Regions from separate parts of the Mus musculus genome. Here regions 2, 3 and 4 are each linked to region 1. Evidence: chromatin loops called from intact Hi-C (ENCODE). Cell type or tissue: heart. All regions are shown on one strand. Links, peaks and the distances in the headings refer to the core of each region. The heading gives the core; the rest is flanking DNA. Region 1 holds the start of Ddx59 (DEAD box helicase 59). Region 2 holds the start of Camsap2 (calmodulin regulated spectrin-associated protein family, member 2). Region 3 overlaps Camsap2 (calmodulin regulated spectrin-associated protein family, member 2). Region 4 overlaps Camsap2 (calmodulin regulated spectrin-associated protein family, member 2).

Evidence for each region. Peaks named below come from ENCODE experiments on the same cell type or tissue, not always from the same donor. Only the 100,000 strongest peaks of a DNase experiment are listed, where the experiment ranks them.
Region 2: a loop joins it to region 1, with 5 times the contacts of the local background. A loop is called at or near these places in 18 of 42 quality-filtered maps.
Region 3: it touches region 1 in a loop (1.8-fold over the local background); 3 of 42 quality-filtered maps call a loop at or near these places.
Region 4: it touches region 1 in a loop (2.2-fold over the local background); 3 of 42 quality-filtered maps call a loop at or near these places.

What each region holds. Positions count from the first base shown.
Region 1 is chr1:136,410,727-136,418,527 of GRCm38, reverse strand. It overlaps Ddx59 (DEAD box helicase 59), which reads right to left and starts at 3,257. Exons shown (of 8, transcript NM_026500.3): 1 at 3,105-3,257; 2 at 1,132-1,946. The coding sequence starts at 1,935. It overlaps 9230116N13Rik (RIKEN cDNA 9230116N13 gene), which reads left to right and starts at 3,009. Exons shown (of 3, transcript NR_024328.1): 1 at 3,009-3,679; 2 at 4,851-5,364; 3 at 5,701-6,612. In heart, for the core only: a CTCF peak has its summit at 4,064 (motif pointing right); a DNase peak (open chromatin) is centred at 3,257; H3K4me3 peaks cover 1,424 bases; H3K27ac peaks cover 1,367 bases.
Region 2 is chr1:136,342,730-136,350,530 of GRCm38, reverse strand. It overlaps Camsap2 (calmodulin regulated spectrin-associated protein family, member 2), which reads left to right and starts at 4,427. Exons shown (of 18, transcript NM_001347109.1): 1 at 4,427-5,232. The coding sequence starts at 5,094. In heart, for the core only: a CTCF peak has its summit at 4,308; a DNase peak (open chromatin) is centred at 4,410; H3K4me3 peaks cover 2,869 bases; H3K27ac peaks cover 2,423 bases.
Region 3 is chr1:136,309,513-136,317,313 of GRCm38, reverse strand. All of the region lies in intron 2 of Camsap2 (calmodulin regulated spectrin-associated protein family, member 2), which reads left to right. Among named protein-coding and RNA genes, the nearest start is that of Camsap2, 33 kb to the left of the region's middle. In heart, for the core only: no CTCF peak of the experiment used is centred there; no DNase peak of the experiment used is centred there.
Region 4 is chr1:136,301,301-136,309,101 of GRCm38, reverse strand. Camsap2 (calmodulin regulated spectrin-associated protein family, member 2) reads left to right here. Exons shown (of 18, transcript NM_001347109.1): 3 at 4,646-4,807. Among named protein-coding and RNA genes, the nearest start is that of Camsap2, 41 kb to the left of the region's middle. In heart, for the core only: a CTCF peak has its summit at 2,466 (motif pointing left); no DNase peak of the experiment used is centred there.

The DNA of each region.
Region 1 (7,801 bases), core at 1,687-5,686:
CTGGAACACTTTGTATTTTGAATTTCTGAACCAGGGATGCTCAGCCAGTGAAGTCTATGCAAATGTTCTATAATTAGAAAAACTCCCAAATCTGAAATCCTTCTGGTTCCAAACCATTTCAGACGATGACACTTGGCATGTACGAGGAAAATAAACATTCAGTATTTGTGAAATTGTGTGTGAAAATGCTTTATTCACTATTTCTCATTTTGTTTTGCTTAAGACGGGGGTCTTACTATGTATAGCCTAGGCTGTCTACAACCCTACAACCATCAGGCCCAGCAGTACTATTTAAAGATGAACTGCGGGTTACACTTAAGAATATACTGCCAGGCAGTGGTGGCTCATGCCTTTAATCCCAGCACTTGGGAGGCAGAGGCAGGTGGATTTCTGAGTTCAAGGCCAGCCTGGTCTACAGAGTGAGTTCCAGGACAGCCAGGGCTACACAGAGAAACCCTGTCTCAAAAAGCCAAAAATAAAATTATATATATATATATATTAAAAAATAAGAATATACTTTAGGGGCTGGAGAGATGGCTCAGCAGTTAAGAGCACTGGCTGCTCTTCCAAAGGTCCTGAGATCAAGTCGTAGCAACCACACAGGTGGCTCACAATCATCTATAAGAGGATGTGATGCCCTCTTCTGTCATGCAGGCATACATGCAAATAGAGCATTCAACTCATATAACTAAATAACTAAATCAATACTTTAAAAAAAAGAATATACCGTGACATGCTGCAACTGCATTATAACTTTAATATGCTATGCCCGTTCCTCCAAACCCCGAGAGGCTTAGCTGACATAAGCTACGGCTCATCCATCTGGTAAGCAGGGTTTTGCCTGCAGATCAAAACTTTGTTCTTTTATAGAAAAGCTGCTAAAAATAAAATGTCTTGTAAGGAAATTAATTTTTAGACCTGCCAGGAAGAGAGATCTTTGGTTCAGCAATAAAAGGAATATTCTTTGAAGTGATGTTTTCACACACGAAACAAAGCAAAGTCACCGGCACCTTGGTGACTTAATTCGCAAATGCTAAGCAGCAGCGTGCAAGTTTATCAGTTACACACAATGAAACTCGGTAAATCCCGCGTCTGTTTCAGAGAGGAAGACATGTCAGATTGGTAAATTACCTCAGAGAAAGCTCGGATAATAACAGGCAGGAGAAAAGCAGCTGTTTTCCCTGAGCCAGTGTCAGCGCTGGCCAGAATGTCCCTTCCCAGGAGCCCCACAGGAATCATCTGCATCTGGATGGGGGTTGGCACTTCGTAGCCTGATTTCTTCAAGTTCTGATTTAAGGTCTCAGGGAAGCCACAGTGCTCGAAGTCGATAATGGGCCTGGCAACGTCTTGTCCTTGAACTGAGATTCCTAGCTGCTGTTTAAGGGTTTCAATCTGGTCCTCCTTGAGGGTCACAATAAAGGGGTGCTCTTTGTAGACATAAAAGGCATCCAGTGGGGACTCTGGCTCGGCAGCCACTCTCTGTGGGCTGCTGGGTCTTAATGATCCTTCCCCTTCCTTAACTTGTAGCAGATGCTTCGCTTTGCACTCCAAGCTACACACGTCTTCGTCCGTCTTGTCACAGATATACTCTCCATAACGACCGCAGACGACACATACAGGCTCCCCAGGCTCTGGCCACCGCTGGGTTTTAGAAAACGACTTTACAGGCTCTTCAGATGGGTGGCTGTCCTTCACACCCTCATCAGGTCCTGTGGAAGAAACCTCAGCCAACTGGCAAGAAGGACTGTTGGTGCTTGATGCATGGCCGGGCTTGTCTGCTGTGACAGCTTCCTCAGTGACTGATGTGTGGACCGGAGTATCTCTGTCTCCCTCCACCTGAAGGCCTCCTGCTTCTGGCTTGCTTTTTTTAGCTTCACCGCTTTTGAGGTCATCATTAGAACTCCTCTTGATTTTCAAAGATCTTGGAACAAACATTCTTCAACATTCTGTTGAGGAAATTGCACCATGAGATATATTTTACCCTCAATTAAGCTCCCATGTTAGCCCATACGATGTTGTGTCAGAGAATTTTACTCAGGGCAATAGTGAAGCCGTCATGTCCCTACTTAAGCCAACTTCCACTTATCAATTTCCTCTGGGGGAAGGGATACAGTCTTTTTCCTCAGACACTGCCCTATGAAACACTGCCTACGGTTCCCCACAACCTTGCTGTGCACGCCACCTGTTTCTGTTGACCCATCACTTGTACTATTATGGAGCAGGTATTATAGAAATTCTACAGCATATCCTTCAATTGCATTTTCACACAAGAAGATACTTCACAATTAAGAATCTTAAAAAAATCAAAACAACAGTTCAAAAGGGGAAAATGCAATTATATTTATATACATAAGAGTGCTCATTCTCCGTCGTTTTTTGCTAATCTTCACAACCTGGGAAAGTAGGTCACTGCAACCCTAAGTTCATATATGTATATATTTACATGATATACATATCAGGTAGCATAATCGATACATGTATATTGAATGATTGGGAATGTACTTCAGTGGTAGAGTGCTTTGCTAGCAAGTGAGAGTCTGAGTTCCACATTCCAAAGAAAAACACTGATATATACACACACACAGAAGCAGATGAAAACTCCAGCCACCTAGGAATTAAGTTTATTTATTCAAATAACAATTCCTAAGTGTTAGAAACCAAGTATTCCTGCTCTGGAGAACAAATTAGTGATTGGGGAAAGAATGTTTAACATTTTGGGACCATGAAATAAACTTAATTTTCTCAAAAACAAAACAAAACTTAAGAAATCGCTAGTACCCATTTTCTATTAAAAAAAAAAAAAACCAACAAAAAACATGGCACCCAAACCGCCTGAAGCTTCTGAGGAGCGGGAATGGGTGGGGCGCTCGGGGCGGCAGAGCCGACAACCTCCTCCTCCGGCTCCAGGCAACGCCCGCATCCCGCGCATTCCCGCCCTCCCCACCCGCCCGCGGGCCCGCGCTCCAGGCACGCGCACGTCACGAGGACCCCGGCGAGCGGCGTGACTTAGTCCGCAGCCGCCGTCCAGCACGCAGGTTACGCCGGAGCACAGGAGCGGGAGCCGGAGGCCCGAGGCCCGAGCTGCCAGGGCGGCGCACGCTCACCCGCGCGGACCGGGCCGCGTCCGTTCCCGCTCGGGCCGCTCCGGTCCAGGCGCAGGGCCGAGTTTCCGGCCGAGTAGCCGGGAAGCTCCGCAATCCCAGCCAGGGTTTGAGGGCCCCGCGCCTGCGCACAGCGGGAGGCGGAGCTTCATCTGGCCACGCCCTCGCGGTGACGCGCTGCGGAGGGCGGTGCACAGGGTAGCGGGCAGATGTGGGAATCCTTTTGGAAGGCTCTAGCATGGAGTAGGCTGGTGAGAAAGGATTGCCAGGAAGGGCGGGGCCCTCCACGCTTAGAAAGTGGGAAGTTTGAGTGGGCCAGGAAAACCTCCTGTCAGATACTGAGAATAACTCGAGAATCCGAGCAACTTGATATGGCGTAGTTAATATGCCAAATATTCATAGATGCAGCACTCCGCCCCGCGCTGTGTAAACCAAAACTAAAACCAACCTTCAAAGTCTCCCTAGTTCCAACGGGTGGCCTTCACTTTGCCAACTTCTGGAACAGCCTGACAGGTCCCAGGACTTGCACTTCTGTTGGGGTGGGGAGGAAGTTGGACAGGAGAAGCAGGGAAATAGAGGTGAGGTTTTGGGTGTTATTTTTTTTTGAAAGATACATTTCGACCCAATATTTGATGCATACAAAATTAATTTACCAGCTACGTTAAGTGTGAAAATACTAATAAAACAAAACTCTGACTTTTATGTTGGCATTAGTAAATTAATAAACGCTAAAGCATTTCTGTATCGGATTCTACTTGCTTCGTTATGGTGTGTGGGTGTGTGTTCAGCTTGCCATTTTTGGTAGATACATTTGGCTGACAATGTTTTGTTTACCTTTTGAGCGTTATAAAAATAATGCATACCATATATATTTATGTATGTGTAGCCTTCCAGTATTTGCTTTAAAAAAAAGATTTATTTTATTTATATGAGTGCACTGTAGCAGTCTTCAGACACACCAGAAGAGGGCGTCAGATCTCATTACAGATGGTTGTGAGACACCATGTGGTTGCTGGGATTTGGACTCAGGACCTCTGGAAGAGCAGTCAGTGCTCCTAACCGCTGAGCCACCTCTCCAGCCCCAGTATTTCCTCTATTAACTTTTTTTTCTATGATTCACTGAAATGTACTATAGAAATTAACTTTACTGGTCAGATAAATGGGATACTGTTCCTGTCAAGACTGTACTTAGTTTCATAACACATGTGAATATGGGATCACGTTACATCCTTTGTCTATAGGACATACAGTAAATGTGTGCATTTTTCTGAGTTTGAAGGTTATAAACTTGCACTCTTACCTGAGTTTGCTGACATGTAATTTGCCTATTCCCAATATAAATAAATACTTTTGAACTTAATGTATATTCATAACTTTATTATTTTTTCTTATTTTGGTCTTCTAAGAAAGGGTCTCATGTCTGGCGTTAGACTCATTATGTACCAGAGTATGGCCCTGAACTTCTGATCTTCCGCTTCCACCTTCCAAGTGCTGGAGTTAACTGGCATGTGCCACATGGCCAGATTGTATCTTTTTATTTAAGTCTCTTCCAATCATATAAACTCCTGCCCCTACAAAGCCAGGCCACACCCCTGGTAATTGTAAACAAGGCCCCCAGATCACTGTCGTTGCCTCCAATAGAGAATCCCCTTTGTCCCTCGGAGGTGCACTGTAAGGTCAGAGGATTTAGAGGTGTTCAGCTTTGACTTTCTCTCTAAAATTTTTTAAAATTGTATTTGTTACTTGCAGATGAAGGTCAGAGCACAACGTTGGGAAGCCAGTTCTCTCTGCCTCGGTGAGGCAGCATCTCTTGTTCCTGCTATGTTGTGCATTCCACATAGATCAGTGCCTCATTCTGCCATCATCAGATAAAGTTTTCTCCAGAGAGAGCGAGACAGAGACAGAGACTCAATCTCCATCAAACCCCTCTTCTCAGGGTTCAGAGAGCCAGGGAGAAGAGACAGAAAGATTGTAAGAACCAGAGATGACCCTAGGAAAACAGTGTCTTCCAGACACAACAGCACTGACACACATATATGAACTCCTAGAAATAGGATGCTCAGGGCCTGAATAGGTTCAAGACAGATGGAGTCCTAGAACAGAGAAGCAAGAAGACATGAGCTCCTATTCCTAAGAAGCTGTCTCCAACTGATACCTGCTTGCAAAGAAAAAAATAACTTTCTCCACTGGAGTCTCACAGGGTGTACAAGCCAGCCACCCTTAACAGCCATCCCATGCCCAGCAGTGGATGACCAGATCAATGGTATTTTTGTAGACATTTTGTCTCATATTACTTTGTTTCTGCATTTTATGTCTAACTAGTCTTTTGCTTATATATTACAGTTTCTAGTTTTGTGTTATTATAGGTTTTGGGTTTTGTGTGTCTGTGTTCCCTTTTTTCTTTCTTTTTTAAAAATTCTGGTTTGTTTGCCTATTTGTTTCTGAAAAGAAAGAGAGAAAGAAAGGGATATGGTTGGTGGGTGGGGAGTTGGGAAGGATCTGGGAGGATCTGAGAGAGGGGAGACCAAGATCACAGTATATGGTATGAAAAATTATTTTCAATAAAAATAATAATTCTTATTTTATGTTTTGTTTATAGGTATTTTATTTGCGTGTATGTCTGTAAACCATATGTATACAGTGCCCACAGAGGCCAGAAGAGGATGTTAGAACCCCTACAACTGGAGTTACAGAAGGTTGTGAGCTACCATGTGGGTGCTGGGAATGGAACGTGGGCCTTGAAGAGGAGCCAGTGTTCTTAATCACTGAAACATCTTCTCCAGCCCCTATGTTTTCAGTTTTAAAGTTGACTTTGAAAAGAATCAGACTCTGAAAAGTTTTGACGAATGAAGCATCCATGTTCCTCACATGGGCTCAGTTCGTATGCTTGGAACAGGATTTGTGTTGTTGAACAGTGTGAGAATACATTATAGCATCCAAAGGCAAAGCTGTTCTTTCACGTATCCACAGAACAATGCTCAAATTTAGGTAATTTAACATTGAAGCAATACTATGGCTGTGATTCAGTCTCTATTTAAAATTTGCCAGTTGTAGTCCAAGGCAGACTCTCCCTCCCCAGCCCAGGCTGGATTGAAACTCTAAACACTGGGATGCCAGGCCTGTTTCTCCACTCTGGGTTCTCTTCCTGCTTCCTTTATGGAGTCTTTTGATGAGTAAAACTTAACAAGTTTAATGTACTTAGGTTTGTCTGTCTCTTCTTCTGTAGCTAGCAACTTTGATGTCCAAAAAGCCTTGCATATCCTAAAATGAAGATTTCTTTTCTTAGGATTTTTGGGAAGTTTTGGTTTTCTTGTTTATAGTTAAATCATGGCTCCACGTTGGAATTAGTTTGTGTTTGCTATGAAGTAAGGATCGACTTCTTGATTAGAATGGAGAGGATTTGGACTTCAGTTGGCAAGAAGGTAGTTGTCTGAATAGTAGTTATTAACTAGGATCTTTTTTCAAATGACTGTCAATGTTACATCTGGGATGTATCAATGTTTCAAAATGCACTAGAATGTTTCAGGGCTCATTATTCTCCTCTAGGTCATCTCTCCCGATGCCATTACCACCCTGTCTTATTACTATAGCATTATTACAGGTTTTGCTAGCTGGAAGAACATGTTCCCCCACTTTGACTTTCTCTAGGAGTTTCTTAATTATCTTTAATTAATCTTCAGTACAGCTCTTAGAATCAGTTTGTCCTTTTTCAGTGCCTCAATGTGATGATGGTGTTTGGAAACACAGTATTTCTATAGAATGGTGAATGTTGAAAAATGATGGCTAGGTCTGACAGCACACCACCATGATCCCAGCACTCAGGAGGGTAAAGCGCAGGGCAGGGGTCAAGAATTTGAGGCCAAGCTGTGGAGGAGGAAGAAGAGGAGGAGGAATTTAATAGGGCAAACCTCTTTTTTAATATTGATCTTCAGATCTGTTCATCTGTTTGCCTCAAGTCCATCAATGGTTAAAAATAGATCAGCCGCTTTCCATAAAGATGGTAGGTCTGTTCTAGCCCTTTACTTTTATAAACTTGAAGATCAGTATTAGAAAAGCAACTTAAACGTTAATGTATATATATTTTAGGATTTTAGATTTGAATGCATTCTCAAGAGTGCAGTCACCCGCTCCTGCCATGCTCCATACCCAAGCAGGAGAAATAATTTTATATCACTCTACTGCATGTTCAACCGACTTTAAAACAGGAGCTCATTTTCCAGGGCTGTCCAGGTCTTCACTGAAGAACTCTCTCTACCTAGGCATCATCAAGAAATTTAACGTACATTGTCATGTTTAATTTTCAGTATAATACTATAAAGTAGAAATTTTATCCCCAACGTACTAATGAAGAAACGGGTTCTAGTATGTACACAACTTTCCATGGTCACACAATCCAAGGTCTGTGTCCTACATTCATTAGACTACAATGCTGTGCTGGTTGCTTTTATTACCTCATGACGAACTAGAGTTGCTAGGGATGAGGAACCTCTATTGAGGAATGGCCTACATCAGACTGGCTTGTAGGCTGCCGGTTAGGGCATCATCTTGAGTAATGATTGATGTGAGATGGCCCAGCCCACTGTGGGTGGCACAAGAAAGTGAATGAAATAATTTTAGCCTGGAAGCAAGCCGGTAAGCAACATTCCTCTATGATTCTTTTTAAGTCCCTTCCCCCTCCTCCCCTACCCCTCTCCCGTTTC
Region 2 (7,801 bases), core at 2,390-6,389, 69 kb after region 1:
GGAAGTTGGTCTGCATAAGGAATAAATAATTTGTTATAGGATCTGTGGAACTCCAGTGCTGGACCTGGGAACCTGGAGGTAGGTTTCTCCCTTCTGTGCAGACACTGATTCATGGTGTGGCTCTGGGAAGTTCTGTGGCCTCTGTATGTTCCTGTCATTCCACACACACACTAGAACTGTTGTCAAGATTAATGAGGTAATTCTTGTAAAAGTTTGTTAGTTCTTTAGATGAGAGCCACAGCTGCATCTAGAGATGATGCATGGCAGATGCCTCTGTCTCACACTGGCTTCTCAGAGGCAGTTAAACAGCCAACTAAACCCATTAATATCATCGATTAGCTAAGAATTCCCTCACATCCCTTTACTTGGTTAGTGTGTGTGTGTGTGTGTGTGTGTGTGTGTGTGTGTGTGTGCTTGTGGTAGAACCTAGGAGCCTGTGCATATTGAGTGATCTACCACTGAGTTGTATCTCTAATCCCTATTCTTTTTTTTTCTTTTAATAAAAATTGTATTTACTTAGAAGCATTCAGAATGTCAACAAAACAGCCCCATTTTTTTTTCAACTACAGAGTGGTATTCAGTTAACAGAATCCCTATTCTTAACCTAGATGATCCAGTTTATTTATAACCTAGCTCCTAAATTTCAACAACCTAAGGTCTTCTAGTGACTTAAGCCTTCCCAGTGGTTTCATCTACCTAATGGGGATAGTAGGGCTGTGATGAGATTAAATAAGTTAATGTACGTAGAGCCCAGTCTGGTGCATCCACGTGCCCAGTAGCTGCTTCTCTGTAACTATGAACGGATATATGGATCTGATTGAGATCTCTCTCTCTCTCTCTCTCTCTCTCTCTCTCTCTCTCATGATTTAAAATATTTCTCCCTCTCCTCTCTGTCTCTCTCTGTCTCTTTGACTCTTCCTCTCCCCTCCTTCTTGCCCTCTCCCACCCTCTCCTTTCTTTTTGAAGAGAAAGATCTTGTGTGACCCTGGCTGGTCTTAACCTCATACCTCTCCCAGGATAGTCTTGAACACCTGATCTTCCTATCTACACTTCCCAAGGGCTGGGATTCCTGCTGTGCTCCCCCAGATCCAATGCTGAAGGTCAAATCCAGAGCTTCTTATGTGCTAGGAAGTCAACTGAGTGAGACTACAGTGAGGTTTTCTGTGGGGTAAATAACAAGGCTGTTAACCTCTGGTGACACAGACCTGGCAATGAAGAAAGCCAGGCTGTTAGATCCTACAGGCTCCATGTTTCCATTAAGAATTTGGTGTCAGCCAGGTGGTGGTGGTGCATGCCTTTAGATCCAGCACTCAAGAAGCAAAGGCAGGGGAAATCTCTGTGAGTTCGAGGCCAGTCTGGCCTACAGAGTGAGTGCCGGAATAGGCAGAGCCACACAGAGAAACCCTGTCTTGAATAACCAAAACAAGCAAACAAAAAATTTTGGTGTCATTGTCTCCTCCTTGTTTTCTTTCTTTTCCTTTTTGTTTTTCTTGTTTCTGAGATGGGTCTCATGTAGCTCAGGCTGGTCTTGTACTTGTTATGTAGCCTAGGATGGTATTGAACTCCTGGTCTTTCTGTCTTAATCTCCTAAGTGCAGTGCTGGAATTGTGAGCCTGTGCCAGCGTGCCCAGTTTAGGAAGCCGCTTCTTCAGCTGTCTTGTTCAATATGGACTCCTCAGCACTTGGGAGCTCCATCAGTAGGGGCTGATGAGTGAATGAATACACTTCTACATCTATTCAAAGACAGAGCTTGATGATGACTACAAGGAAAGAAGTCTGCTTGGCGTTTCAGGATTTCCAGGAAACTGGGAAGGGAGCAAGATAGAGAAGGGAGCTGTGTGTGCATGGGAATCAGAGCCTAGGAGGACTGACACCCCAGACCTGGAGGTAAAAAGCAGAAGGCATCTGTGCAGCTGGAAGAGCAGGCCCAAAGAATCGCCTGGCTTTGGTTTTTGCTTCAAACAAAGTCAGTTGTCTTCAGAAGGTAGAGGAGAACATTTCTTCTCGACAGCGATAGTCCACAGAGACTTCTAGCCTTAAAAGGGATCATTCTGAAGGTGTCACAAAGAACACCCTATTAGAGTGTCTGCCGCCCTGAAAATGAATCCTCCCTCTTTGTACTCAGGGTGTTTCCCTGTTAATAACAGGCTCCAACTATGACCCCAAGTTGTTTCACAGCCTCCCTCAGAGTAAAAGCTGCTCATTGTTCCCAAGCTGCCCTCCCTCCTCATTGCTAAACACACTCCTTCCCAATTGGGGTCATAGTAATGCTATCCTCACTAAAGCTTCACCGTTGTGTCGTCCTATCAAGGGACAAGCCAGAGCAACTGCCTTTGTCTCTTCTCTTCCTCATGTAGTCTATTGAGGTTGAAACAGTTTTCAATGAGATTTGACACATATTTGTGGAGAATGCTGCCTGAGCACAGTGCTGGGCTAGAGCACAGGTAACACAAAGCCTGATTGCTGCCTTCGAGAATCTTGCATTTGCTTGTGGATTCACATAACAGACATAATATTTCAGTATCACTTTCTAATTTTTCTAGCCCATAGATTTCTCTTAACTTGGTATGTATGTGCTGGAATCCTGTTGAAGTTGGATTCAAGAACATTATATTGGACAGCAGTCTCTAAGACATCTTCCAAGTATCCCTACCCATATATTTTTGCTGTGATTATTTTTTTTGTCTTTTACAGCATGTACCATATTTATGATATGTTCTCTTTATTTGTATATGTGCTAGCCCCTATTCAGAGAGGGAGCAGGAACCCAGAAGAGTACCCAAGGAGTGGAGACAGAAGACCTGGGTTTGAGTTTGAAGCCAGACTCCAATACAAATGGAAGGAGAAATCTTGGTCACGGCACCTGGTCTCTATGATCCTCAGTCCTACATCTAGAACAGGAAGACAATTAGTGCTTAGTTCATCAAATAAATATGGAAACTAGTTACCATTTGAATGTGCTTTGACAAACCAGTTAATACATTAATTTTTCAAAGGGGCTTGCCCATGAGAAAAACCCTATTAATATTAATTGAATTACTAAAAAAATATGCCAATCACCCAATGGCATATTATTTCTAGTGCCTTTTTTCCTGCTTGGCATTGTTAGTGGGGCTTATCTGTAATGCCTTATTGGGTTCAAGGAGGAGTGTTTCTGGGGATTAAACAGAAATCAAAAGGGAGGGGCTTGCTCCTGGAGCTGCCCTTTTCGATAGTAGGGATCAAAACGCCTCCCCTCATGTTTCATATGTCTCCCATCTTAACGGCTGATGATAATAGGGAGGCCCTAGTCGTACAAAGTAAGATAGTTCTGGGTTCAGACTGTGACTATGCCTTTACTATATCTGCAATTTAAGAGGCTTTTCTGACTCTTAGCTCTCTCATCTGTAAAATGAAAACCACCCAGGATTACATAAATTAAAATCAGATGTGTTAAAACAAGAAGTGGGGAATTAGAAAGTTAACCAAACTCGGTGTTAACTACAGTAACATTCTCCCTTTGACCCTAGACATTGATAGAGCAACTACTGTGAGGTTTAGCATCATATAGGTGTCAGAGACAAGGCAAGTCAGCTTGAAAGCTAAAGACAGTTGGTGGTTGGAATGCAGTGTGACAAGTTATGACATAAAGGACATACATTGCTCTGGAATCAGTTCTGCACGGGAAGTTGGCAGTATCAGGGAAGGCTTTCTGGAGGGAGTGACTACTGTGGACAGAGACCACAGAGACAGGCAGCGCACAGCTCTGAGAAAGCATACCCATGTGGGGGAACGGAGAGAGTTCTGGCAAGACGAACTGCGACAAATCATAATTGTGGATGTTCTTTGTGGAAGGGTTTATGTTTCTTTCTACGAGGAAACAGAAGGTACCAAAAAACCGGATCCTTCACTTAGAAAACTTAAGTGGGGAGTATCAAGTTAAAACGTCATGACGTGAAATGTATACAGCTTTGGAGAGTTTAAACCTGACCTTCAACCCTGGTTAAACCCCATGGGTGACTTAAGTTACTGCATCCCTCCATAATTTCGTGGTCAACCAGCTGTATCACCTCTCTCAGGGTTACTGCAAGGATTAAATGGGTGTGCAAGGCAAATTCTCAGCAATACGCGTGTGACATAAGCAGCATTTGAAACAAATATCAATTCTCTTGGCTGAACCACGTGTAGCGGGAGGAGAAAAGCCTCTCCTCTCCCTTTCTTTCCTTCCCTCGTCCAGCAGTGTCGGCGGCAGCAGCCCAAAGCTGCGGATGTACAGAACGTCCAATCCAGCGGGCACTGTGCTGATTAATGGATAGGGGCGCGGAGCCCATCGCGGGCGGCAGCGAGGCTGGGCATGCTCAGTGCGCATGGCGGCGCAAGACAGCGGCGGGGGCGGGGCCGGGCGCGCCAGGCGCATGCTCAGTGTTCCCATCTGCTCTTTCCATCCAGTGCCGCAGCCGGAAAACCGCAGCGACGGCGGCGGCGGCGGCTGAAGGGGAGCGAGGCGTCCGGCCACGGGAGGGGTAGCGGAAAATACGAGGACAAGCCCGATAAGGCAGGAGCCGAGGGCCCGTGATTTGATTTGCGGCCTCCCCCAGGCCGCTGCCTTGGCCCTGAGCTGCGCCGAGGAGGCGGGCGGCGGCGATCGGAGCGCCGGAGAAGCGCCGGGCCGCGGGCGGCTCGCGCGCTGCAGCGATTCTGACGTTTTCCGCGGCGGGTCCCGCGGCCCGAGGGGCGGCCGTGAGTGAGGCGGGGCGTGCGCGCTCCGCCATGGCGGGGACACTGTCCGCGACGTGATCGTCCAGGCTGCCCCCGCCCGAGCATTCCGGGCCCTCTCAGCCGCCACCCTCCTGCGAGCCCGTGTGACTAAACGGAGACAAAGGGGAGGCGGAGGGGCAGACCCGGGCCGGAGCGAGCGCGGCCGGGTGCCGCCTCACGTCTATGCCCGGGGCCGCGGCGGCTCCCGCGGGCGGCGGACTCGCGACGAGCACAGCTGAGCTTTTCCGTGCCCGGCGCCCGGGAGGGCCGCGACCGGCGCGGACGATCTGAACTCCTCTCTCCGCCACACCATGTGAAGGCCGTCGTCCCTCCATCCCAACCAGCCGCCGTGAAAGATGGGGGATGCTGCAGACCCGCGGGAGATGAGAAGGACGTTCATTGTTCCAGCCATCAAACCCTTTGACCACTATGACTTCTCCAGGGCCAAAATCGCCTGCAATCTGGCCTGGCTGGTGGCCAAAGCCTTTGGGACAGGTAAGTGGTGTCGTCCCTTTCCTCTTCCTCCCGATGCTGTCCACATCCCAGTTTTTGTTCCTGATTCCAGCCCCCTCCCCCATGTGTATCTTCCGGTACAGGTTTAGGGAGATGACGGGAGACGAGCTCTAGGAGAAAGAAAGAAGGCAGGTTTGGTCTTAAATGAGGTGCCCTTGACTGACGCGGGAGGGGTTGACCGGGTTCCTTTTATTGAATAGCGTGTGTCTAAATTCCGCGAGCAAATTATCGTGTTTTCCCAAAATGGCTCTAATGTGTGGTGTTTTCCTTATTATCTTGCATACGTTTCCCTTTCGGTCATAATTGTGGTTACCATACCAAGAAATCTGAGCTTATTACTGGAAGAAGGTGGGGTACTATATTGATCTTGACATTTGTAATGGTGGTTGCTAGTCAGGCTATGTAGGATGAAAGGTGGTCAGTGTTGAAGTGCAGTATCTTTTGTAGGCGTTCCTTACTCCTCTCACAGCCTTTCATACACATTCCAAATTCTCGTTAAGCCACCCATTAAAACCACTTTTAGTTTTCTGACTGGATAGTGCTTTTTCACTTAATGTCACTGAGGCATATTTCCTTTTCCAAATGTATTTTGACGTCATAAAATCAGATAAACAACCCCTCCTTCCTTTGAATTTTTCTTTTTTGAAGTAGAAGTGGTTTTTTGGGGGGGCTTGGGGCAGGGATGTGTTGTTGACATAGAAATCCTGTAGTACAGCAGTAATTAAACACTCTCTCTCTGACCCAGCCTTCGCAGAATAACAGGAAAGGGACCTCCTGCTGTAATTCCTCAGCTCTTGCTTTAGGAGCCCTTGTTGTGGAATGCTTTAAAAAAAATAGAGAAGTTCCTTCATGCTTGCAAAATTGTCTCTGGGTTGTTTGTGGGGGATGACTGATTTCTTGTTTTAGGACTGTGAAAATATGTGGCTAAGTGGTTTAATCCAGCTTTATTGTTTAACTGTATACATAGGCAAGTGTTTACAGAGCTTGTATATCTAGGCTAAAGACTAGATGAATTCCCCCCCCCCCCCCGTCAGTAAAAGTATTTGTAGTCATTTAGAAGAAATTTTTATGTTTATGTCTGTCTTAATTTTATTTTCCTATACTTTGATAGAGAGCTGACATCAGGAATGAATGGTTTTTTGAACTAGCTTAAATTTTAAATGGAAAACAATAATAGGAAGCACAGATAATACTTTTTAAAATTTCGATATGAAGAATTAGGATAGCAGTATCCTAACTATCCATTTGGAGAACAACTGGGGCGCTCTAAGTATCTAGAGAACAGGGAAATTGACACGGTTTCCTGTGTGGAAGCTGGAAGACAGAGGAGCCCAAAGGCATTTTCTTACCATCTGAGACGGAGAGGGCGCTTAAAGTGCAGAGGTGAATGTATTGCTGTTCATTCTCACAGAGGCTTCTGAGCAGAAACGCCCTGCTTTCTGGATGTGTGTCAGGCTGGTCACTGGAGTCTGGTGTGCTTGAACACACTTGAGAAGAAAGAAAGTAAAGGTGTGTACTGTCAGTGGGATCCGACTTCTTCCAGGCCCTCTGTGGCCCTTGGCATTGTTTTAAGTTAGGATCCACTCTGATGGCAGTGTGCTTTGCATTAAAGCAGGAGGGAGCCAGGGCAGCAATTGGCCTGGAGAAAAGATCTAAGTAAGTCCTCAAGAGAGTGACTTACAAATTGAAACAGTCTTTAAAATGGCTGTGTGTGTGTGTGTGTGTGTGTGTGCATGTGTGTGTGCGTGTGTGCGCGCGCGCGTCTGTTTTCTGAGAGGGTCTCACTTGTGTGTTCAGCTGACCTGGTACTTGATATAAAGTCCAAACTGGCCTCAAACTCAAAGCAATCCTCTGCCTTAGTGCTAGGATTAGAAATGTATGCCACCATGTTCCACGTTTGCTTTGCTTTACTGATAGTCTTTTTTTTTTTTTTAAATGATTTACTTTTATTTTATGTGTATTGGTGTTTTGCCTTGTATGTGTGTCTGAGGGAGGGTGTGGGATCTCCTGGACCGGACGGTACAGTTGTGAGCTGCCATGTGGATGCTGTGAATTGAGCCCTGGTCCTCTGTGAGAGTAGTCAGTGTTCTTAACCACTGAGCATTCCCTCCAGCACCCTTTGGCAATCTTTAAAACATGTAACATAAACTTACGTATTATTTACATAGAGTAAATAGAAAAAAAGGTTAAGCTTTTTTAAAATATATTTTTTGATGGATTTTTATTTGCCACATACACACAACAAAGTTAATAAACAAGTATTTCAAATTGTTTTATTCAAAATGTTAACCCAGCTTTTTAGGATAATGTTGTTGTTAGAAATAGTTTGTTGTCTTATGTATTATTTATATATTCTGTGTGCGTGCGAGTGTGTCCGTGCTCCTTCTTCCTCACGCATGAGAGGACAACTTGCTGGAGTTGGTTCTCTCTTTCCCATGTGGATTCCAGGGCTAAGACTCATGTTGTTAGTCTTGGTGGCAAGGGCTTATACATTGAGCAGTCTTACGGGTCCCTTTCTAACTTGATACACAAAAAATTATCAGTTTTAGAG
Region 3 (7,801 bases), core at 3,228-7,227, 100 kb after region 1:
TCCCTGTGACTGTGCCCAGCTTTTTACTCTTAAAAATTGTTATTTTGTTATTTCATGTATGTGGGTGTTTCTCCTGCTTGTATATCTGCACCATATGCATACGTGTTTCCCATAGACCAGGAGAGTTCTGTATGCCCTCTTTTTTTAACTTAAAAAATTGTTTAAAAAGGTAAGATCCCTAGTAGATTTCATCTTATTCCTATAGAATGAAGCTAAAGTAAAGTTTCTCCGCAGTCGTCCCACCCCGCTGAGTAACCCCGAACTGCTTTTACGCAGAACCCCTTCTGTGAAGACAGGGCCTGCGGGTCCTGATTATCACCATGTTCTTAGAGCCTAGCCAAGGAGATGCAAAATCAGCAAACATTTGATATATTAGTGAGTTTTTAAGAATTAAATACATTTGGCAAGATCATATCACTTTTCCAACAAACAAACAAAAGGATGCAGTCTTGCTGTGCTCTGTTAGGCTTGGGCTCAGAGCTCAAAGGTTTCTGGTTTGCTGAGGTAAAGGATTAGAGCCCCTGTCTTTGTTAGGGTTTCTGTTCTTGTGAAGAGATGCTATGACCACAGCAACTCCTATAAAAGAAAACATTTAATTGGGGCTGGCTTACAAGTTTATAGTTTAGACAGTTACTGTCATGGCAGAAAGCATGGTAGTGTGAAGATGTGGTGCTGGACAAGGAGCTGAGAGTTCTACATCTGCATTGGCAGGCAGCACTGAGAGTAAGATGCTGGGCATGGCCTGGGCTTTTAAAACCTCAAAGCCTACCCCTAGTGACAAGCTTCCTCTAAGAAAGCCACACCCACTCCAACAAGGCCACATTTTTTAACCCTTTCAGTGCCACTCCCTGTGCACCTGTTGGGCCATTTTCATTCAGACCTCAACAGCTCCCTGTTGCTGTTTGTCTCTGTAGCTCTGAAGTCAGTGTCTAGTGATCCTTCAGGCCTCCTTTGCACACAGAGCTCTTGGGAGACAAGCCTCTCTACTTGCTAGGCTATTAGGAGACAGCCACAGTGATGTCACAGTGTCACTCCATCTTGTCTTCTGATAAAGCTGATGCCACACAGCCACCTGGAAAAGATTATGGGGCAAGCTTCCCCTCAGAGTTTCTGCAGGTTCACGCAGCTTTCTCGGGTGCTGATTTTGAGATAATAAAAAACAGTTTAGTGTACCTTTGGAACTTGTTTTAGATTTTGAAGTTTGAGGCACAGTTTTTGGCTTAGAAGCAAGTATTCTTGGAAAACTTACAAATTTGGAAAACTATAAAAAACAGACATTTAGAAATACAACATACATAACTGGTTGCAATGCAGTAGGCATGCCATCTTGTGCAGGGAGAGAACGTGGGTGCCATTTTCCGCTGAGGGCCCAGGTAGCAGCAGTTAGCTGAGCAGCGCTGGACGCTCCTGAGCTGCTGTGTGTACGCTGTCATAAACAGAAGCCTGTTCAGCTCATTTGAGTATATTCTTGAAAACACACTCTCTTCACTTAAGCTGCGACTTGTTAAATGCAATTTACTCTCAGGAGCTTTTAATGGAGCCCCTGGCTCATGGTCTTGATGGTTAGTTTTTCCTGTTAACATGTTAACATATCTGATTGGTTCATTGGAATTTCATTAATTCCTTAAAGTCTTAATTATTAAATGATTAAAACTAAGTCTAAAGAGTATTTTTAGATTTTATTTCTTACTTAGACTGTATTCCTCTATAATAAGCTTCTGTCAACATTGCAAACATAAAACCAAACTGACTGTAAACCTATAAAAATGTTCCTTGAGAAACTTTTAGATTACTTTGAGATATTTTTTATTTGAAATTTTATGATGAGAAATTAAATGTTTATTCACATTTGAAAAATTGTTCTGAATCAATACATAGTACCTGTACATATTTGTGGGATAAGCATGCCATTTCGATATATAAACACAATGTATAATTACAGGTTCATAGTAATTGCATACCTGTTGCTCCAGACATTCGTCATTCCTTTATGGTAGGAAAATTAACATCCCTTTCCTGACTCCCCTGCCCCCCCCACACACACACACACATACACACACTTCTTTTTTAGTATGTGTGTGTAATGTGTGTGTTCATATCTGTATATATGTGGGTGAGTACCAGAGGATGCGTTTACATGTGGAGGCCTGAGGTGGATAGGAATCGCCACTCTTCCACTGTCTTCAATAAGGCAGATCTCTCAGTTAAACCCAGAGATCTCTGGGCTGGCCTTATAGATTGCTTGCTCTGGGGATTTTTTCTGTTCCTACTTTCTAAGGCTAGAATTATAGACATGCATCCACAACCATCTGTCATTTTCATGGGTTCTTGTGATCCTAACTCGATTAAGAATTTAACAATCCCCTTCTACTAGCTGTCTAGAAATACTCATAGTCAATCAGTTAGTTCATTGTGCTATAGAACATGGAGTTTTTCCTTTTATCCACATGAGCCTCTGTCCCCAGTAGATCTCTTCTATTTTCCCTCCCGACATTCCTCCTAGGCTCTGATAGTCATTCTGTGTGCTACACTTTATTGTTTTATTTTTTGGAGTGACAGGTCTCTAGCCCAGGCTGATACTATCCTGTATCAGTTTGTCCAGAGAGTCTTGCAGTCTGTAATGCAAACCATTCACCTTTGTTATTCTCTGTCAAAATTGTTATTTCAGTTTCTTTACATTTCCCTATACACTCAAAACAGCTTTTCACACAGGCACACAGCTAGCCCCCACTTGTACACTAAAGAAAAACCAACAAAGAATAATACTGTCTGTAGGACTTTTGAATATGTCCTTTCTTTTTGCAGTTTGCTAAGAAGTTTGTGTATATGAATCATAAGTAAATGGTTTTTTTTTCAAGTGTTTTTCCTTTTGTTGAGATGATCACGTGGGTTTCTTTACTTATCTTGTTAATAGGTGAACTGTTTTTCAAATATTAACAATCTTAGATGTTACCTTGTCTGGTCCTGATATGTTAGCCTCCCTTCCATACATACACACACATGTATACACATGCACACACACACACAAACACATACACACATATGTGAATAATTCCATTCATTCATTCAGTGGGGGTGGCAGGGAGGGAGAAAGAGAGATGGTGAGAGAGAGAGGAGAGAGGTTGCAGTGTCCCTTTGTGGCTCTTCAGTGGCAGTAGTTCTAGTGGAAGTGTGTGTATATGTGTGAGAAAGCTCTCTCAACCTTATCCCTTCCTTCCTTCCTCCTTTATCTCCTTACACTTGTTTTTGTTTATTAGGGCTTGACAGAAATGACACCATTATGACTGACAACTTTCACCTTTCCTTCTTTTGGTGAAGAATCACTGATCAATAATTTTGATTGAGCCTTGGTGCTGAGCTGTTCTATTAAATGGCTCACATTCAGGGGAAGTGATTTTTGAGTAGACACCAGCAGCAAAACTCCCTCCGATCATGTTCAGGAAGCAGGAGGGTTCAGGAGTAGTAGTTTACAGATTGGGTCTGCCCGGCGTTCACTGTTCCGTCCAGTGGTTTTCCTTTCCCATAGACATCCACTGTCACCTGCAGGGCTGGGCCAGCATGGCTTTTAGTGGCTTTACTTCTGCAGAGTTTTGAGAGGGAATAGGGATGCAAACGTTTAAAAGGAACTAATGTTAACAAAAAGAAAGACTAGTAAGAGTATGTCTTAGTCAGGGTCTCTATTCCTGCACAAACATCATAACCAAGAAGCACTTGGGGAGGAAAGGGTTTATTCAGCTTACTATGCACATTGCTGTTCGTCACTAAAGGAAGTCAGGACTGGAACTCAAGCAGGTCAGGAAGCAGGAGCTGATGCAGAGGCCATGGAGGGATGTTCTTTACTGGCTTGCTTCCCCTGGCTTGCTCAGCCTGCTCTCTTATAGAACCAAGACTGCAAGCCCAGGGATGGTCCCACCCACAAGGGGCCCTCCCACCTTGATCACTAATTGAGAAAATGCCTTACAGTTGGATCTCATGGAGGCATTTCCTCAACTGAAGCTCCTTTCTCTTTGATAACTCCAGCTGTGTCAAGTTGACACAAAACTAGCCGGTACAGAGCATAACAAAGCAACTTTCTTACTGGCTTTGGGTCATGAGTCTCAGTGTGTATGGGCAACTAGGTGAGCCTGGTTGCATCTGTTTAGCCCACTTCCTTACTGAAGTTTATTCAGATGCAGTATGTAGTATTGGGACACAGATATTTTCTATTTAGCCACTATGTAGTCTGGATCAGTTTGTCTTCTAGTACCCATGCCTATATGGAACCAGAGTGTTTAAAGTAGAGGGTGAGAGACCATCTATACAGAGTGAACAAACTGTTCCATTGAGATTGTTACTAAAGTTGCGTAGTGGACTAAAGGATGCCTTGAGCTGAGTTGGATAGCTGCTCACTCTAGCTATTGGTTGTGAAGCAAGTGTTTGCGAGTACTTTGTATAGTTCTTCCTGAATTTGATTGTGAAAATACATTCAGCAGGGAAGAGAATGGATAATAAAAGGAGTAGTTTGAATAAATTCTGATAAAAGCCTAGTAATTGACAAGACTAGTCAGTTATTTTCATAGTATACACCCACTTGTGATTGACAGCCCCATGCCTGCAAACTTTAGGAATTGTCAGGTAATCTTTCACATATTCACATCAGTGAAAGGTCTGCAGTATGCCTTGAGAGCATGCTACCTCATAGGTCTCTGTGGATAAGATGGGCGGTCACCTGTAAACATCTAAGTTACTTCTAGGTCAGAAAGGCCTAATTCACACATTGGAGGTACGTTATTAAATTAAAAGGGAAAATTGTTAAGAGGACACAAAGGAATTGGGGGAGGTGAGGCTGCATCGGGGAGGAGGTGGGGAGAAATAGGATCAAAATACATTGTTTGAGGTTCTGAGCGTTAATACAAATGTGTGCTTTAAAGAAGACATTTCAGAACTCTAACCCCGAGGAAGTTAGCTAAAATTGTCTAGCAGTTTTAAAGCACTTTCATCAAAGCAGCTTTATAGATTTTTGGGAAAAACAGTTGTGAATGGTTTGGACATTGAATGACCCCAAGAGGTCTGTGTGTTAAAAGTGATCCCTAAGGTGACAGTGTTGAGAGGGGTTTTCAAGTCATTGGGAGGGAACAGTAAAACTCCAGTAGCCTCCTCCACTCTCCTGCCATGAGGGTGAGGGTGCTCTGTCACAGCTCCTGCCATGACTTGCTGCCAGTGCCATAGGCCAATGGTGGACCAAAACCTTCAGAACTGTGAGCCAAAGAAAACCCTTTCTTCTCGGACAGCAACTGTCTTGGGTGCTCATTAAAGTAATAAATTGTCAGGACAGTCAGCCATGTAATCAGAGGGATAATGGAAAGACTTTGGTGGTGACCCGAGCCTGTAATCCTGGCATTCTGGAGGCATCCTCAGTACTAGGCCAGCCTGGGATACTCAACAAGACCCATCTCACAAAATGAAACACAAATAGACTAAAAAAAAAACAAATAAATTCAAGAAAAAAATTTAGTTCTTCATTAAGTAATGAAAGTTAAAGCCTAGTAAAAAGATATCACAAATCATAAGAACTTACTTCAGCAAATGCTTGTTTTCCTAGGCTCATTGCCAAAGGTAAAGGCGATCCTTTTCAGAGCGATTGCTTCTCTACGGGGAACCATGTAGCCGTGTAGACAACCTGGGTCTCCTCCTGGAGAGAGAGGCACTTGGGTTTAATTAAACACTGGACTGTATGTCCGAGGTTATGAACACATAACATACTATAAAAGTATAGTATTTTATTTGTAGCTCCCAAGCTTGTCTTCTTTGCAGAGTTTAAGAAGCCAGGCATACTTGGCAAATGTACTCCTAAGTATATTTTCCACTGACGTTTCAGTGTTTTAGCTTATTTAGAAATGATTCAAATATCTTATGAGTCACCTACATAACATACAATGAAAACAGCTTAATGTTTAAAGGATTCGTTTATTTGAGAGTGACCGCTCTTATAGTTAGACCTGAGACCCTCTCTGCTCACACAGTCTGCTGGCATCCATCTGTCCATCTATCCTGTCAGAGGAAACTAGTGTCATCTCACATAAGGAACAAGTGTTTGTCCTAAGCAAGGTCTGAGTGACTAAGGCCTAAGAACATAGACTCGGGTTGCCATAACTAACATGTTTTATTGTGGAAATAGTTTCATGAAATTTATTCCTATAAAACAAAAAAGAAGTCATAAATCGCAGCATTTACCATGTATAGTAGGTAGACAGGTAATAGCAAAATGGGGGAAAGTTTTAGTTATCTAAACACATTGTTAGCTTGTGAGTTAGTTTCATGTATAACTACAAGGTGGTTTTCTCCAACAAAGAGAAAGGAAGGTTAGAAAAGGAGCTAATGACAGTCCAAAATAATTTGGCTCCAGATTTGTAGCATTATAACTTCTCACAATTACAGATTTGTTAGTCATCGTTGTAGAATTTTCCACAGGAGTGTGGCTTTTTTCCCCCTGAGAGTTTACAGTTCATTTTTATTCTGACACCTTCTATAACCTCTAACACTTTTCTTTTAAAATTAGCTTAGATTAATTGTACAAAGCAGTGGGTTTTCATTATGACATTCTCTATTCTTACATACATATAATGTACTTAGATCAGCTTCCCCAAGCCATCCCGTCACCCTACCCTCCCCTGTCTACATTCTAATGGTTCCCTTTTTACTGTTTATGTTTCCAGTTTTCTTACAAATGACAATTCATTCTTTATGCTTGAATAAAATGTGTGTGTGTGTACATTTTTCTTGATCCATTGGTTCGCCCCAGGCCAGTTCTGTAATGTGACTGTTGTGAGTAGGTATGACAGCACCTCCATAGGAAAGTGACTCTTGAGTCTTTTTGGTATACCCCAAAGTGGTGTGGGATCTAGTTTTCATTGTTGAGGAACCTTCTGTGGCGGTTTGAGTGAGAATGGTGCCTGTAGGCTTGTGCTTGGTCCACATTGAGTGGGACTCTCTGGGAAAACTTTGGAGGTGCCACTGAGGGTGGGCTTTGATGTTTCCAAAGCCAGCCAGGTCCAGCCAGTCTCACTCTTGTTTATTCTTCCTGCCTATGTATCAGGATGTGAGCTCTCAACTACTGCTCTGGTGCCATGCCTGCTTGTCTGCTACCACACTCTCCTCCATGTGGTCATGGACTCTCCCTCTGAAATTATAAGCAAGCCCCCAAGAAAATGCTTTCTGCTATGAGTTGCCTTGGTAATAGTGTCTCTTCACAGCAATAGAATAGTAACTGAGATATCTCCAAACTGAATTTTTATAGTAGCTAGAACTAGTTCACATTCTTACCAATGTGGTATGAGTTCCCTCCTTCCACACACCCTCCATGGCCTTGCTACACTTGATTTTTGATGTTACTTATCCTGCCTTGGATGAAATGGACTATTGCTGTACCTTGATTTTCATTTTCCTAATGGCTAAAGATGTTGGACACATTTTCATGTATGTATGTGCTATTCATACTTATTAATTTTAAAAGTGTATGGTTCATTAGCCCATTTGTTGAGTGAATTATTTGCTCCTTTGATGTGTAACTTTTTTGAGATGCTTATTATATTCTGGCTATTAACAGTCTGTTAGGCGAGTGTCTAGCAAAGACCTCCTGCTCTGTGTGCTCTCTTCTCTTCACTCTAGCAGTTTATTTCTTTGCTATACGGAAATACGGAAGCTTTTTAATTTGACGCACTCATGTCTTTGAACTCCTGCTTTTATTTCCGGAGCTTTTGGAGTCATTCCGAAAGGTGTCTCTCAGGTTTAGATGTTGAAGTGTCTCCCCTAGTTTCAGGTC
Region 4 (7,801 bases), core at 319-4,318, 110 kb after region 1:
TTAATTCTGCCAGCCTCTGAGCACATGGTCTTCTGCCTTCTAGTGTCTTCCACACGTATTTAATATCTTGGTTGTGGTAGTTGTTTTGTGAGGTTATTGTTTTCCCTCACTTCTGTTTCACTGACTTCGTTATTGCCGATGGAGTTTATTCAGAGCTGAGAATCCTCAGGTGGACTCTCTGAAGTCTTAACTATAGGATCATGCACCATTCCTACAGGGATGTTTGATCTCTTCCTCTCCTGGTTCCATCCCTCTTATTTGTTTCTTGACTGACATACTGCTTTGGCTAAGCTTTCAGTTATTTCAGGGAATAATAAGCTTTCAGGTTTTCCTCATTAGTTCTGATCTGGCTGTCACTCTGTCCTCCACACCTGTATTATGTGGAAGTGTGACCCTTCTAGCTTAGCTTCGTTGTTGTCATAAAGGGATGTTGAATTTTGTCAAAAGACTTCCTTTTGCATCTATTGAGATGATTATGCGGTTTCTGCTCCTGTCTGTCTGTGTGCTGTTTATTGGCTGCACATATTGAACCATTGTATTTCTCATTTTTAAAAAATCAGCTGGTCATGGCATAATGTCTTTTAAAAATATGTCCTAACAGTGTCTTAGTTAGGGTTTCATTACTATGAAGAGACACCATGACCATGGGAACCCGTATAAAGGAAAACATTTAATTGGGGCTGGCTGACAGTTCAGAGAGTCCATGATTGTTATGGTGAAAAGTATGGTGGTGCACAGGCAGACATGGTGCTGGAGAGGGAGCTGAGAGTTCTACATCTGGGTTGGCAGGCAGCAGGAAGAGAGTGTCTCTGAGCCTGGCTTGAGCATCTGAAGCCTCAAAGCCCTACCCCAGTGACACATTTCTAACAAGGCCACACCTCCTGATAGTGCCATTCCTGTAGTGGGGGCTGTTTTCATTCAGATCACCACAAGCACTATTCTTGATATGTACTACATTACTTGTTTTTCAGTCCTGGAGATTGAATCCAGGGCCTCGGTCATACTAAGCAAGTGTACGCTGAACGACATCCCTGGGCTTTTTGAGACAGGGCTCTGTGTAGCTCAGTCTAGCTTTGAACCTGCACTGCTCTTCATCTGTGCTCTGGGATGTGCGGTGCATCTCACCTTTCTCAGCAAGTCCTTTAGTGTTTGGTGTACAAACTATGCTACACTGCTCCCACTACCTGATTGGCAGCTTAGGGCATCGGAGCACAATAGCACTAGGGATTTGTTGGAGCTCATTTAATTAACCTAGGATTTAAGACCAGAAATTTTATCATCTTTTGATGACGTTGGTCATATTTAGAAAAGATGCTTTTTAAACTTACTGCCTTTTAAACTACATGCTGTATTAATTTGACTGCTGGTACACAGTTTCTTTATATGTCTATCTAGAATAGCCACATTAAACATTTTTCATTTACCATTTAAGGTTAAGTATGAACCATGATAGCAAACCTTTAATATATGTGAAGTATTAATTACAAATTGGGATTAACTCTTTAAAAGAAAGTCTATATGTGCCATTTCAGTAGAATGACTCAAGTACTTCCTGTTTATAATCTAAGCCTTAGTTTCCTCCTCTGCCCCTTTAAAGGGCTTGGGCTTAGTAGGTATAGGCACTGTATGGGATTGAGACCAGTGTTGATGTTAGGAATTTCTCTCTTAGTTATGTAGCCTTGACACTTCTTACAACACTTAGAAACTCTTCATTTCTGACTTTTCAAGGATATGTGTTATGCATGTGTATGGCACAAGTAAGTATGTGGGTGTTTGTACTCGTGAGTGTAAGTCTGGAAACCAGAGGACACACTCTACCATATTCCCTAGAGACAGGGTCTTTTACTGAACTGGAAGCAAGCTAGCTGTTCCAGACAGGACCTGCCTGTCTCCATTCTCCCAATGCTGGGGTTTTTGGGTGTGTGGTCATGTCTAGCTTCTTACGTGGGTGATGTGGATTCAAATTCAGATCCCTGTGCATACACACCAACAGCTCTTACTCACTGGACTGTCTCTCCAGCCCCAAAGCTCTTCATTTCTCACACATAATGTGTAACTTATTTTTGCCTAGACTCTTACTAGTTGAAGGTAATAAAAATCCACTCCTTGTAATGCAGCTACAGAGCCTGCTGTTGGCCTTTGGGTGATACTTCAGCTTTCACCAAAATCAAGAACTGTGGAGCCCAGCATCCTTTTCCCTTTTAGTAAGATGCACGTGGAGCTTGCCTGAGTTTGTTGGGTTTTGGTTTTTTGAGACAGGGTTTCTCTGTATAGCCCTGGCTGTCCTGGAACTCACTCTGTAGACCAGGCTGGCCTCAAACTCAGAAATCCGCCTGCCTCTGCCTCCCAAGTGCTGGGATTAAAGGCGTGCGCCACCACTGCCTAGCATCTGAGTTTGTTTTTGTTTTTCATAACCAGTATTTTTTGCTCTTACTCCTAAATACTGTATTTCACTCTGCCACCTAGTGTCCCCAGGAGGGAACTTGGCTTATTCTGTAGTGCTGGGAGTCTACTGGAAGTCTAGGTTGGCATTGAGTCTGTAAGAATGGTGTGTGGTTGTGTTCTGCCTGCTTTGCCTGCCTGTTGTGTAACTACAGATCCATTACATAGGGTTTTTTTTCCCCTGTAAAATACTTATAGTAGTGCTTAATTCAAAGGCTGTTATATTAAATGAGTTTACTGAGACTCCAGAAAGCAGTAAACAGTACGAGCTGAACAGAGCATGGTTTGGAACAGCGCTAACTGTTGGTATCAGTCTGACTAATGTGTTTAGATAACAAACTAAGTGTCCTTTACTTGAGACCATAAAAGCTCTACTTTTGGCCTTGAGGGTTTTTTTAAAATGTGATCTTTTCTTTGTCATATATATATATGTATACTTTGTGTTACATTATTCATAACTTACCCCACCTCATAAAGTAAAAGTATGAAAAATGCTGTTTCTTCTTAGTTTCTTCTATCAGGGAATTGGACTGTTTTTTTTTTGTTTTTTTTTTTAAAGATTTATTTATTTATTTATTACATGTAAGTACACTGTAACTGTCCCCAGACCCTCCAGAAGAGGGAGTCAGATCTCATTACGGATGGTTGTGAGCCCGGAATTGGACTGTTTTAAAACTACTTAAGGGTGCTGGAGAGATGGCTCAGCGGTTAAGAGCACTGACTGCTCTTCCAGAGGTCCTGAGTTCAAATCCCAGCAACCACATGGTGGCTCATAACCATCTGTAAAGGAATCTGGTGTTTCTGAAGACAGCTACAGTGTACTAATACAAATAAAATAAATAAATTTAAAAAAACTACTTAAGTAATTATACTTTGTGTTTAGTATCCCAACTCTTGACATAAACTGTAGATTTAATGTGTGGTTTTGCATGCTGTATAAGGTAATTTTATTCATTGGTTTTCATTTCCCATTTCATATATATGACATATTAATATAGAGAACATTATTGCATGTTTTATTTTTTACTAGTTTTATTATATACATTTCATATACTGTAAAGTAGCCAAATCTAACCACAATTACTCATTGTGGGACATTTATATTTCACTTTTGATATAAAATGCTAAAGTGATTTCTTTTTGGAGTTAACAACGTTGTACCCAGTATATGATGAACTCTTTACAAATGAATGAGAAAGATAATGTCCCAAAGGAAAAAACACACAAAAGATATAATGGGCATTCTTGAAGACGAAATGCAGATAGTTGCTAACCATATAAAAGCATGCCCAGCAACAATCAGATAATTATAGAGTCAGACAAGTGGGAGAGTTTCTTAGCCTTTCATGTAGATGGAGAAAGTAAATATTAAAAATGTAGAAATATGATGATAACATTCTTAGTGGGATGTAAGTCTGGTGTAACTTTTCTACCAGAACATAAACAGATTGGACCCAGTAGCCCCACTGGAAGTAATTATCCCATAGAGGACAGTGCTGCAGCACTGTTTGTAAAGCCAAAGATAAGAGACATTGTGAGCATGATACTCAGCTAGTATATATTAACCTTAATTTTTTAAGAATACAAACCGAACCGAAGGCACCACTGGGAAGTAGAAGAGTCCTCATTTATATGCTTTTGTAGTATTGGTAGTTTTAAAAACCATCATATAACAGATTCATATATTTAAAAAAAGAAGGATAAAAAGGCCTATGGAATTGCTGGAAGTCCTTGCCATAGGGAGTTAGTTAGATGAGAAAGAATTTGGAAGCAAGAGAATCAGTTACACATTTTTTATTTATGTTGTTGCTTATTCAGAAGTGGAACTTTGTAGTCTGAATTGAAGGTGTACTTTTAAAGTTCGAACTTTAAAATTATACTACATGGGTTTGAAAATGAGGGTTATCAGAGATGATGCTGGGGTTTGTAAACTTCATTGCAGGTGATACACGAGTGATTGATTATAATGTTAAAGAGAGAAAAGAGGAGAAGAGGCTTTGAATAGATACTGAGCATCTTAACATAGATCTTCAGTGAGTAATCAAATGAGTCTGGTCCTGTTGGTTTTCTTAGCATGCTTTGTGCTATCTTAACACCTGTCTGTAGTCTGGCTTTACTATTGTTTTTAAGAAAATGCTAATATTTTACAATGAAGCAATTTCTAAGTGTAACCTTGAAATTGTTTGTGCTTTTCTATTTTCAGAGTGCACATTTGGCTATGATTGATACTCTAATGATGGCTTACACTGTAGAGATGATCAGCATAGAAAAAGTAATTGCATGTGCTCAACAGTATTCAGCTTTTTTTCAAGCCACAGATCTGCCCTATGATATTGAGGATGCTGTCATGTACTGGATGAATAAGGTAGGCATGTACTTGATTGGATATGGTTCTAAGAACAGAAAACTGAAATCCTTGGTTGCACATTGTTCCTGTCTGGCTCTTTGTCTTAAATCAAAGTATAAGCTAAAGTTGTGCGATTTACTTGAAATATTTTACTTTTAAAAATATAAAAGCTGAACACGGTGGTGGCTCAGATCTGTACCCTCATCGCCTGTGAGGCTGAAGTGGGAGAGTCATTGAGTTCAAGGCCGGATTGGGCCGTACTGAGACCTGGTCTTAAATGAAAGTGTTGCAATGATAAAGCAGTTCTATATATCTACGAGTATCTGTAGTTTTACTTATTCTTAATAATGGCTACTCAGGGCTAATCAAGCTTGTATCAGATTATTACAAAACTCAGGGCACTGCACTCACAATAGGCCACATAGTGAGCAGGAACTACTCTTGGCTGGCATAATTCTCACACATTTCGGATTGGGAGAGTCTTAGATTTGTTTAACCAAATTAGACAAAATCATATTGATCGTGGATTCATTTTCTTGGAGATTTTTATGGTCTGTGCTTTGAACTGGTTACGTTCTTAATTTATTGCTCTCCTTGTTTTTTGAGTATTTAATTCTTCTTGACCCACATCCATGCATTCTGTTTTGAGGTAAGGTCTCACTGTGTGCACCTAACTGACCTGAAGTTTGTAGAGATCCTCTTGCCCCTGTCTCCCAGGTGCTGGGATTACAGGCTTGTGCCACCAGATGCAGGTGGCTCTACTTTCATTCAGTTGTCATTGCAGAGAAAATTAAACTACATCTGTGGACAGGCACTGAACAAATGTGAAATCACATCTTGAGATGTCTGGGCTTCCTTTGCTTGCATGAGCTTGTCATAGGCTAGACTGGGCTGGAGAGGTAGATGGCTTAGGACGTACAACACTTGCTGCATAAACATCAATCCACAGCTCAGATCTTCTGAAGCTGCAAAGAACTGGCAGCTTAGTTGTAGTCTCAATGCTTGGAAGCAGTGACGGGTCCTGTGAGGTCCTGAGTACTGTGGCCGTATCACACCCAGACGGCAGCATTTCACAGCGGTCTTGCCCTCTTCCAGCTCTTGTTTCTGTCCCACTTTCTGAGATGTTCCCTGAACCTTTTGGGGCAGGGAGTTAAAGAGATGTTCCATTTAGGGATGAACACACAACAATCACTTATTAACTCCAGTCTCTGCTTCAATGCTGCCCACACAGAAAGGAGCATCTCTGACCAAGGTGGAAATCAGCATAAACCTGTGAGAATAAACCTAAGTATTTAAAAGGCAGTTTGACAGGTGACCTGCCAGGCAGGTATGCCCACGGGTGCAATAGTGGCATGGCAGTCATGGGGCTGACAGAACCTCTCATGGATCGGATTTGATGCCTACTCATAGGAGGAGGGAATTCATGCCTGTAATGTAAACTTTGGCCAGTGCCTGTGGCTGGGGTGGCCGTATGCCTAAGTGGAAGCACTACTGCCTCAGTAAATGCTCCTGGAGGAGGAGAAAATTAACTCCAGCACCACAGGGAGCCCACCCATGGCGTGCACATGGCCAATGATATTGAACACCTTCAAAAATGTCTATAACCATTTATACTTCTTCTTTTGAGAACTCTGTAGTTCCATAGCCCCCTCTCTCAAGCCCCGCTGGTAATGTGGACAGCTGTTGGATTTCCTCAAAAGCTTTTTCGGAACCTGTGGAGATGACCATGTAATTCAGTCCTTGAGTCCATTTATGTAATTCATAACATTTATTAATTTACCTATATTGATCCATCTACGTATCTCTGGAATAAAGCCATCTTGATCATAGTTATGATCTTTTTTAATGTTCTTGAGCTGAGTTTGCAAATATTTTGTTGAGAATTTTTGTAACTATATTCATCAGGAGTTTGGTTTGTAATTTTCTTTTCTGTTGTTGTATCTGTTGTCTGTTTTGAATGTCAGAGTAATATTAGCTTTGTAAAAAGAGTTTAGCCGTGTTTCTTCCTTTTCTGTTTTATGGAGTAGTTTGAGAAGTATTAAGTTTGCTTCTTTTCTGAGACTCTGATAAGTATCAACAGTGAATCCATCTGGGCCTGGACTATATATATATTTTTTAATCTGAGATATTTTTCACTGCTGCTTCAGCCTCACCACTGTTAGCTCTTTTATAATTGTTTATCTCATTCTGATTTGATTTTGGTAGGTCATGTGCACCTAGAAATTCATCCATTTATTTTAGATTTCAGTTTAATGAGAACATGGTTTTAGATAAGACCTAAGGGTTTTCTGAATTCCATTGGCATCTGTTACAATGTCTCCCTTTTCATCTCTAGTTTTATTAATTTGTGTCTTCTCTTCCTCTTGGTTAGTTTGGCTGAGTTTGTCTTGTTTATCCTTCCAATGACCAACTCTGCGCTTCCTTGATCTTTGTTCTTTTTGTTTGGTGTTTTCATTTCTTTCCTCCTGCGCTGATATTACTGGTATCTGCCCAAATACTGAGTTAGCATGTGGCTTGTCTTTCTTTTTCCAGAGATTTAAGGAATATCATTAAGACATTTATTTGTGATCTCTCTGACTTGGAGACATAAATCACCCCCCCCACTCCCCCCCCCCCCCCACCGACTGCGGTCACTGCTTTCTGTAGATTTGGGTATGTTTAATTCATTGTCATTTGGTTCTAGGCTTTTTTTCCCCTTGGTTTCTTTTAGGTCTCCTTCCTCAGTCAGTTCTGTTTGGCTTAATCTCTCCATGAGCTCTAGGGGCTGTAGGGCTCATAGCCTTAGTACATTGTGATAAGGTAGAATACAAGAAATTATTTCAGTTTTCAGATATTTGTTGATTTGTTCTCTGTCCTGATGTATGATGCATTTTAAAAGAAAATCCCATGGACTGCTAGAAAAATATATATACTTTGCCACGTATGCATGGAATATTCTGAATATACATCTCAAATCCATGTGATCTGTGGAACATCATTCAGATGTTTCTTTTTGCCAAGATAACCTGTCTG